2 separate regions of the Homo sapiens genome follow, and region 1 is linked to region 2. Evidence: chromatin contacts called from ENCODE Hi-C data. All regions are on one chromosome and are shown on one strand. The core of a region is the stretch at or near the end of the contact, and the rest is flanking DNA. Distances in the headings are between cores, read along the strand shown.

Region 1 (3,663 bases), core at 1,104-3,603, 360 kb after region 2:
ATCAGTTGCTGGGCATGAGTTTTCTCTTTAAAAAGTGTAAGAGGCAATTATCTTCATCTGATAAGAATTATGAGTTACCTAGGAACCTAGTTTGTACACGTCAGTGAGGCACAATAAGATTCTATTAGATGAAATGACAAAACCTTAATTGAGGTAACACATCTATTTACATGTTGATTTCCCTAAATTTTGATTAATATTTAAGATATTTATCTTATGTAAATGTTGATATTCATTTATACTGCAATTTTTTTTTTTAAGGCTCACTGCCTTTTTCATAAAATAAAGCACGTCCAGTTAATCACAGGACAGCTCTCCTTTCCCTTTTTGGATTAGTAAAATGGCCTACTGCCACCTGGTGGCAGCATGTCCTAGTCCAGAACAGCAGGCAGGACAGAAGAGTCACTTGGGATGAAACTGTTAATACAAACAAAGAAATAAGGTCATGCTCACATATTCACTCGTGTCCCAGCATGACCTCAAATCCAACATGCCTAAAACAAAATTGATAATATCTGCCTTCAATTAATTATCTTAAAATCTCTACTATTTATTGAGCATGAATGTGTCGAGACATAAAGCACTTTACATGCAGCATTCTTCTTAATCTTGAAACAAGGCTATAAGGAAATTATTATTATTCTCACTTACAAATGAGGAGATTGAGGCATAGAGAGGTTAAATAACTTCCTAATGAGATGCTGTCACTCTTAACTGTTATTATACTCTGCCTTCTGACATGTTGCAGGACATATTGTCCTTTAGTCATTCAGATTTGAAATCCTGGTGTCACATCGTCTCTTCCATCTGTTTCGCTGCTCATTCATAATCACTTGTTTTATATTCCTTTGGGATTTTTTCCTGTATCTATCAATTCTAAGTGCCAAAGTTTCTAGTCCAGACCTTTACAACATGTAAATTTTTGTAGCATGTTCCTGATTGACCTCTTTTAATTTTTTATATTTAAATACATTTTAAAGTAATCTACAACTACATGTTATTATAAACATCCAAATTATAGAGAAGAATGCAGAGTAAAAAGTGAAACTCCTCTGTCATTACTTTCATATTCTCTCACTAATCTCCAGGAAAGTAAGCACATATAATTTTTAGTTTGTGAATTTTTTTTTTTTTCGAGACAGAATCTCACTCTGTTGCCCAGGCGATGGCATGATCTCGGCTCACTGCAACCTCCGCCTCCTTGGTTCAAGCGATTCTCCTGCCTCAGCCTCCCGAGTAGCTGGGACTACAGGTGCCCACCACGCCTGGCTATTTTTGTATTTTTAGTAGAGATGGGGTTTCACCGTGTTAGCCAGGATGGTCTTGATCTCCTGACCTTGTGATCCACCCACCTCGGCCTCCCAAAGTGCTGGGATTACAGGAGTGAGCCACCATGCCCGGCCAGTTTGTTGATTTTTTAAAATATAAATAAACCTATAACACTCCTAATATTTGTAATTTACCCTTTTTTATACAACAATGTCCTGCAGACACATTTTATACAACAATGTCCTGCAGACACAGAAAATAACACAATCTTTCTGTGTTAATGTTACAGAATTTACATACGGTAGACACTTGATAATTTACATAATTATAGACTTAAATTACATACTATTTTCATCTAAAACAGAAATTATATTTTTTGTTTGTTTTTATCAAATTGAAGCATTTGTTTCTTCCAGCATTTCTTTTCATATCATGAGTTTAATCTTCTTCTTGGTTATTGTTAATAAAGATATCTTTCATGGCATGGTATGTCAATAAAGATTATTTTTTAAAATATCAATAAACTGTGTGTGTGTGAGTAGTTGTGGTATTATTTTACTGGATACTTTTTTGCATGTAAGTGCCAAACTCAAACATTCTCAGCTGCCTTGTACAAATTTCTAATTGGTTTACTATTTTTATACATCAGTAGTTCTCAAATTTAATGTACATTAGATTCAGCTGGGGGACTTAATAAACCCCAGATTGTTGGGCCCACCCCCAGAGTTTATGATTTGGTAGGTATGAAGTGAAACCCAAGAATTTCCATTTCTAACAAGTATTAGCCTAAAGCTGTCTCCTTGCATATTTTAAGTTCAGCTTAAAGGTTTCTCCGTGCATAGTAAACTATAACCTTACTGGATGTATGAACAGACAGTAACCTACTCTTGTGCCAATCACTGAGTTTGGCCAATCAAAGGGGGCCAACTCTTCAAACCTTGTTCAAAATAAGGCAAACATCAAGCTGTAACCAGTCCGGCTGTTTCTGTCTCTCACTTCTGTTTTTTTTTGTTAGTCACTTTCCTTTTGCTGTCCATAAATCTTCCACCAAGTGGCTGCACTGGACTCTCTGAGCATACTCTGGCTTGGGAGGCTGCCTAATTTGTGAATCATTCTTTGCTCAATTAAACTCTGTTACATTTGATTTGTCTAAGGTTTTTCTTTTAACACAAGTTTTCATGTGATGCGATGCTCCTGATCTAGGGACCACACTTGGAGGATCACTGATCCGTATGACTCTCTTGTGATGCTTTATACTCCTAGGATATCTTGATCCCTTCTCAGCACTCTCTGTCTACTGCACGTAAGAACTGTAGCTTAAAGAGAGAGCTGAAAATGGCTGTGGTGGACATCCGGGCCTGGGGTGTGTGCCCTTCCAGAATGGGGCCAGCAGAGGCTCTAAAAGGCAGACTTGATCAGAATGACAGTCCTGCCAATGGTTCAAACCTCAAATTAAGAAACAGTTTTCACACATGCAAAGGGTAGAACAAGCTATTGTTTATCCATCAGTCTCCACAGCAGCACTTGCCCTAGAGACTGCAGTCCACAGCAATTGCATCACCTTTGAGTATGAAGGACGATGTTATAAATGCCACTACATGCAGAAAACATTTTTAAACTTATATTCTTCACTTCCTGATCAGAGCTCAGCTAAGTAAAATTCTAGGAATTAAGTGAATTGATGCATTCAGTCAAATATTATATTTATTTCATTGTTACTATGGATTCAATTCTAGTGTGATTTGCTTTGTAAAGTAATTGTACCAATCTATTATACAAAAGTCCAAAATTGTTGAAACAAAGGAGGATTAAAAAAATTTGCTATAGGGTTTTTCTACAAATGTAGTAAAATTGCTTTATCTTTAACCATTTGATTTATAAAAACTGCCTGCTTATATATATATTGGACAGAGGAAACACATCATTTATAGACTTGATTAGCCAAAATACAAATGTAACATATGTACATAAAACTTATGTAATGGAGTATTTAGTTTTGAGAATGATATATAGGAGACATAATAATAATTCTGGAGAACTTAATCTGCTAGATACATTGTAATTCTTGTAAAGGCTTACATATTTATATTTTGTTTAAACCTTTTATTTTTATTTTTGCACCATCATCCCTTCATTTTTTTCAAATAAAAACATACTTAGAAGTAAATTATATATTTTCTAAATACATGCATTAAAATTTATGTGCCCCAACTTTCAAATGCTGTATTGTTTCTGAACATATATGCATTACTGTCACCTCTAGAAAGTTATTGAAACCATTAAATTGCCTGGATGGTTGAAGATTAGAAACATTATAGTGTATTAATAGGACAATGCCATTCTGAGTGATCTTTGGAGTATGATACTTTATATACTAATTCAGCTTTACAACCT
Region 2 (3,864 bases), core at 1,365-3,864:
ACACAAACATTAGTCACTAAGATGGTCCTGATCTCACATAGCAAACCTAGTTGATGTCTCACCCAGTGCTTTTTCAACAGGTCCCCAAGATCAGGAAGGACAGCCTCAATCTAGCAGTATTGAGAATGGAACCTAATAACCCCATCATGGCAACTGCCTGTACTGTTATCAAAGTATCTCTTGGTCAAAGTTTCTTTTCAGATGGAGTCTTCTTCTGTCGCTCAGGCTGGAGTGCAGTGGCACAATCTCGGCTCACTGCAACCTCCGCTTCCTGGGTTCAAAAGATTCTTCTGCCGCAGCCTCCCAAGTAGCTGGGACTACAGGCGCGCGACACCACGCCCAGCTAATTTATTTTTTGTTTTGTATTTTTAGTAGAGACCGGGTTTCACCATATTGGCCAGGCTGGTCTCGAACTCTTGACCTGGTGATCCACCTGCCTCGGCCTACCAAAGTGCTGGGATTACAGGCGTGAGCCACCGCACCCAGCCCTTTTTTTTTTTTTTAATTCCCCTTCACTTGGTGACTGTACTTTCAGTATTTTTTAAACTGTCAGAATGTACTTTTTAGGCCAGTGTTTTTATTTAACTAAAACTTCATAAAAACGGATACTGACGTCATATACTAGTCAATGAAAAATAACTCTTCCCAAGCTCAAACTTAGGAAGTGCTGCTTATTGATGTTTCTCAGGTTCTACATTAGCAGCTCCAAGAGAGCTAAGGCTGATCTCATATACCTGTGTATGTAACCTAGGTAACCAGCACTATCTTGCACTTTTTGCTGAACCCACACAGACGGGTCACTAGGTGATGGAGACATCAAATTCAATCTGTTATCTTCTCCATTTTTACTAGAACAGACCTTACCTACATACTTCAGAAAAGAACTTATATCTGTATCGTGACCGTCAAAGGAAGAGGTCACAATACAGAAATCTAAGTATTTGCATGAAACAAATACTCAGATAATCCTATATTTTATTTTCTTCCATGCACATTAGGTTTTTTGTGATCCCATTTAGTAATATAGTTAGAATACTCTATACAATATTGTTTATCACTATTTCACATAGAGATTATCATTGAGAATTTTGTTTTGTTTTGTTTTGAGCCTGTCGCCCAGGCTGGAGAGCAGTGGCGCAATCTCGGCTCACTGCAAGCTCCGCCTCCTGGGTTCACGCCATTCTCCTGCCTCAGCCTCCCGAGTAGCTGGGACTACAGGCGCCCGCCACCACGCCCGGCTAATTTTTTGTATTTTTAGTAGAGACGGGGTTTCACCGTGTTAGCCAGGATGGTCTCGATCTCCTGACCTCGTGATCCGCCTGCCTCGGCCTCCCAAAGTACTGGGATTACAGGCGTGAGCCACTGCGTCCGGCCGAGAAATTTTTTAAAAACTTGAGGGAATTACTTAAAGTTTAAATTCTATAATGTGAAAAATACTAAAAATATGTATAAGTGAGATCTTTCATGCATTTAATTAACAGTGCTAAACCATGACTTTCTAAACCATGACCAACGAAAAAATTTTTAAAAAGAACTTTATTACACGAAGATTCCTAGAACTAAAAGCGTCATTGCCTGACCTAAAGAATTTCAGGTAAGTGAGGTTCACCTCCTGATTTTAACCAAAGGCTTCGGTTTCCATCTGAATGCCAGCCGGCTTAAGAGGAGGCTGCTGCTTTAAAGGAGCGATATAAACGAAAAAGTTCTCAGGTCACAAACTTAGCTCAGATTCCAGCCCCGACAGATCTTGAGCCCATGTGGCATCGCTTTCAGAGCTTCCCAGTCTGTGAGTCAAGCCCCCGCCTCCTCCCCTCCCCGGGACTGCCTCGGGGATGAGGTTTACTAACAATTTCTCCGAGTGCCGGCGGAGCCCAGGAGCGCTGGAATCCAGCGTCTGGGAGAGGCTTGGGGAGCTCTTCCTCGGCTTCTGCAGCCGCAAAGTAGGGTTGCCAGCGCCAGGATCTGCACACAAGCCGCCGCCACCTCCCCTGCCCCCAAATGGCTGGGGTACGGAGGGAAAGGAGGACGCGAGGGTGTGCCACCCAACCCCGCAGAGTGAAGCCGAGGCCCCAAGGACCGTCGAGGAAATCGCGGCTGGGCCGGCCAGATCCGACGCACGGAATGCGATCTCCAGGTTCTCATCGTGTTCCCGGCTCGGTGCTCGGCGTTCAAGGGGGTGGGGAGGATCGAAAAGCTGCCCCTCGAGGCTGCTCCGCCGCCGGGGAAGCCCGTGGCTCAGGCTTCACGCGTCAGGCGCTCTCTCGGAGTCCAGCCGAGCCGGGCCCGGGCGCGCAACCCGCGGCGCTCCGCTCTCAGCCGGGGACGTGGCTCTCCGTCTCCCGCCCGCGCCGGGACAGCCCCGAAGGCTACCCGCCCGAAACTCCCGAAGAAAGTTGCGCCGCGCGCCCCAGCTCGTCCCTTGCGCGCCCCTCCACTTACCGCTCCCAGCCGAGGCTTCGTTCTCTCCGGCGTCGCCTCCGCAGCCTCCAGAGCCAGCTCCCGGTCCTCCTCACTCCAGGGCGCCCGGGCTCCCGGCCCCCTCCGAACCGAGCCCTCCGCGCCCCCGCCGCGCCATGCCCCGGGATGCGCTGCTGCAGCCTCGGGCGACGCTACTGAGAGCCGGGCCGGCGGGGGCGGGTAGGTGTGGGCGAAAGGGGCGGAGGGAGGGACGCGGCGGGCGCTGAGGCTCCGCTGGAGGGGGGAGGAAACCGCAACGTCACCAGAGCCAGAGGAGACGAGGATGAGGAGAGGGAAACGGGGACCCCCTCCCCCGGCCGAACCCCGACCGCAGGCCCGCCCCGCTTTCTCCCGCTCCTCCTCTCCCGGGACTCGCCGCTCGCAGCTGTGCTCGGCCTTCCACGCCACCCGGCCCGGACTCCACCCGCACCCCCGCCCGCCAGGCCTCTTTGGCTCTAACTTGTTCTAGTTTCTTAGGACTCAAACGCTTCGGGTTCGAGAATCACACCCAAAGGAAAGGTAACTTTTGGAGGCCCAGGGGGAGGAGCTGATGCTTCCATACTACTCTGCGAGAGGAAAGCGAGGAAGACGTTAAGACTCTTACTACCGGGACTGGTGCCCACTCCAGTCTGCCTCCTCCCGAATAGTTACTGCCTCTTTTCTCTCGAATTCGGTTTTACTCTCTTCTCAAAGAGAAGTTAGTGGGAGGGGGGACTTTGGGGCGGGGGTCACCTATAGAGAAGCAGTTCTCTTTTTTACTGTACCAACAAAATACACTAAATCCAAGCGCACCGAACCCTGCAAACGGAACAGATTTTAATCACAGAAGGTCAGGAGCAAAGCATTTAATGTAGGCAGCTCACAAACAGAAATTTATCTTACGCGGTGGGGGGGTGTGTGTGTGTGAGAGAGAGAGATCCCTCATGCACCCAAGTTCAGGTGGAGCATTTGCAACCTTGGTAGTCACAGCCTCCTGGAGAAGAGTCCTCCTGTTTTCCAAAAATCAGCCACTGCTCAAACACGCTCAGCCAGGTCCAACCAGGCCCCAAGGAGATGTGAGGTAGGATCAGGGCCATCACCTCAGGAATACTTTGCCCCTTCCACCTCCACCCAGTGTGTGCAAGTAACCTACCAGACCTAGATTGTACAGAAGTGAAAGATTTGTAGGATACTTACCCATTCATTAGAATGAGAGATATTTTACTGGGAGCAGTGCTTTTCTCCATGAGTTCTGAAGGGCACCTCCATCCAATTCCTCTATCCTCAGAGGTTCTCACTTCTATTTGGCCAAATAAGGAAAAAATGTGGATGTCTCAGTTTATGCTTCTCTTTTTCAGAAATTGCATTTAAGAGGAACTCCTTACAAACAGGTCAAGAGGAAGTGGTACTATTAAATTTTTTAAATGT

The links. A loop is a pair of places that touch in the nucleus more often than their neighbours do. Pooled maps may share reads with other maps.
Region 1: a pooled map shows a loop between it and region 2 (4-fold over the local background). The contact joins the enhancer-like site here to the promoter of DSE in region 2. A Hi-C loop is called at or near these places in 6 of 37 single-sample maps with no recorded cell type and 7 of 50 pooled maps.

Annotation. Positions count from the first base shown.
Region 1 is chr6:116,007,686-116,011,348 of GRCh38, reverse strand. The region is part of intron 1 of FRK (fyn related Src family tyrosine kinase); the gene reads left to right. Among named protein-coding and RNA genes, the nearest start is that of FRK, 51 kb to the left of the region's middle. RefSeq lists an enhancer at 2,266-2,545. Within about 2 kb of position 2,353, at least 5 of the 41 ENCODE cell types and tissues checked have a DNase peak (open chromatin) inside an H3K27ac peak, as active enhancers do.
Region 2 is chr6:116,369,697-116,373,560 of GRCh38, reverse strand. DSE (dermatan sulfate epimerase) reads right to left here and starts at 2,614. Exons shown (of 6, transcript NM_013352.4): 1 at 2,440-2,614. It overlaps LOC100287467 (a long non-coding RNA gene), which reads left to right and starts at 1,842. Exons shown (of 1, transcript NR_148944.1): 1 at 1,842-3,864. RefSeq lists enhancers at 1,743-2,243, 3,758-3,807 and silencers at 2,241-2,535, 2,298-2,827.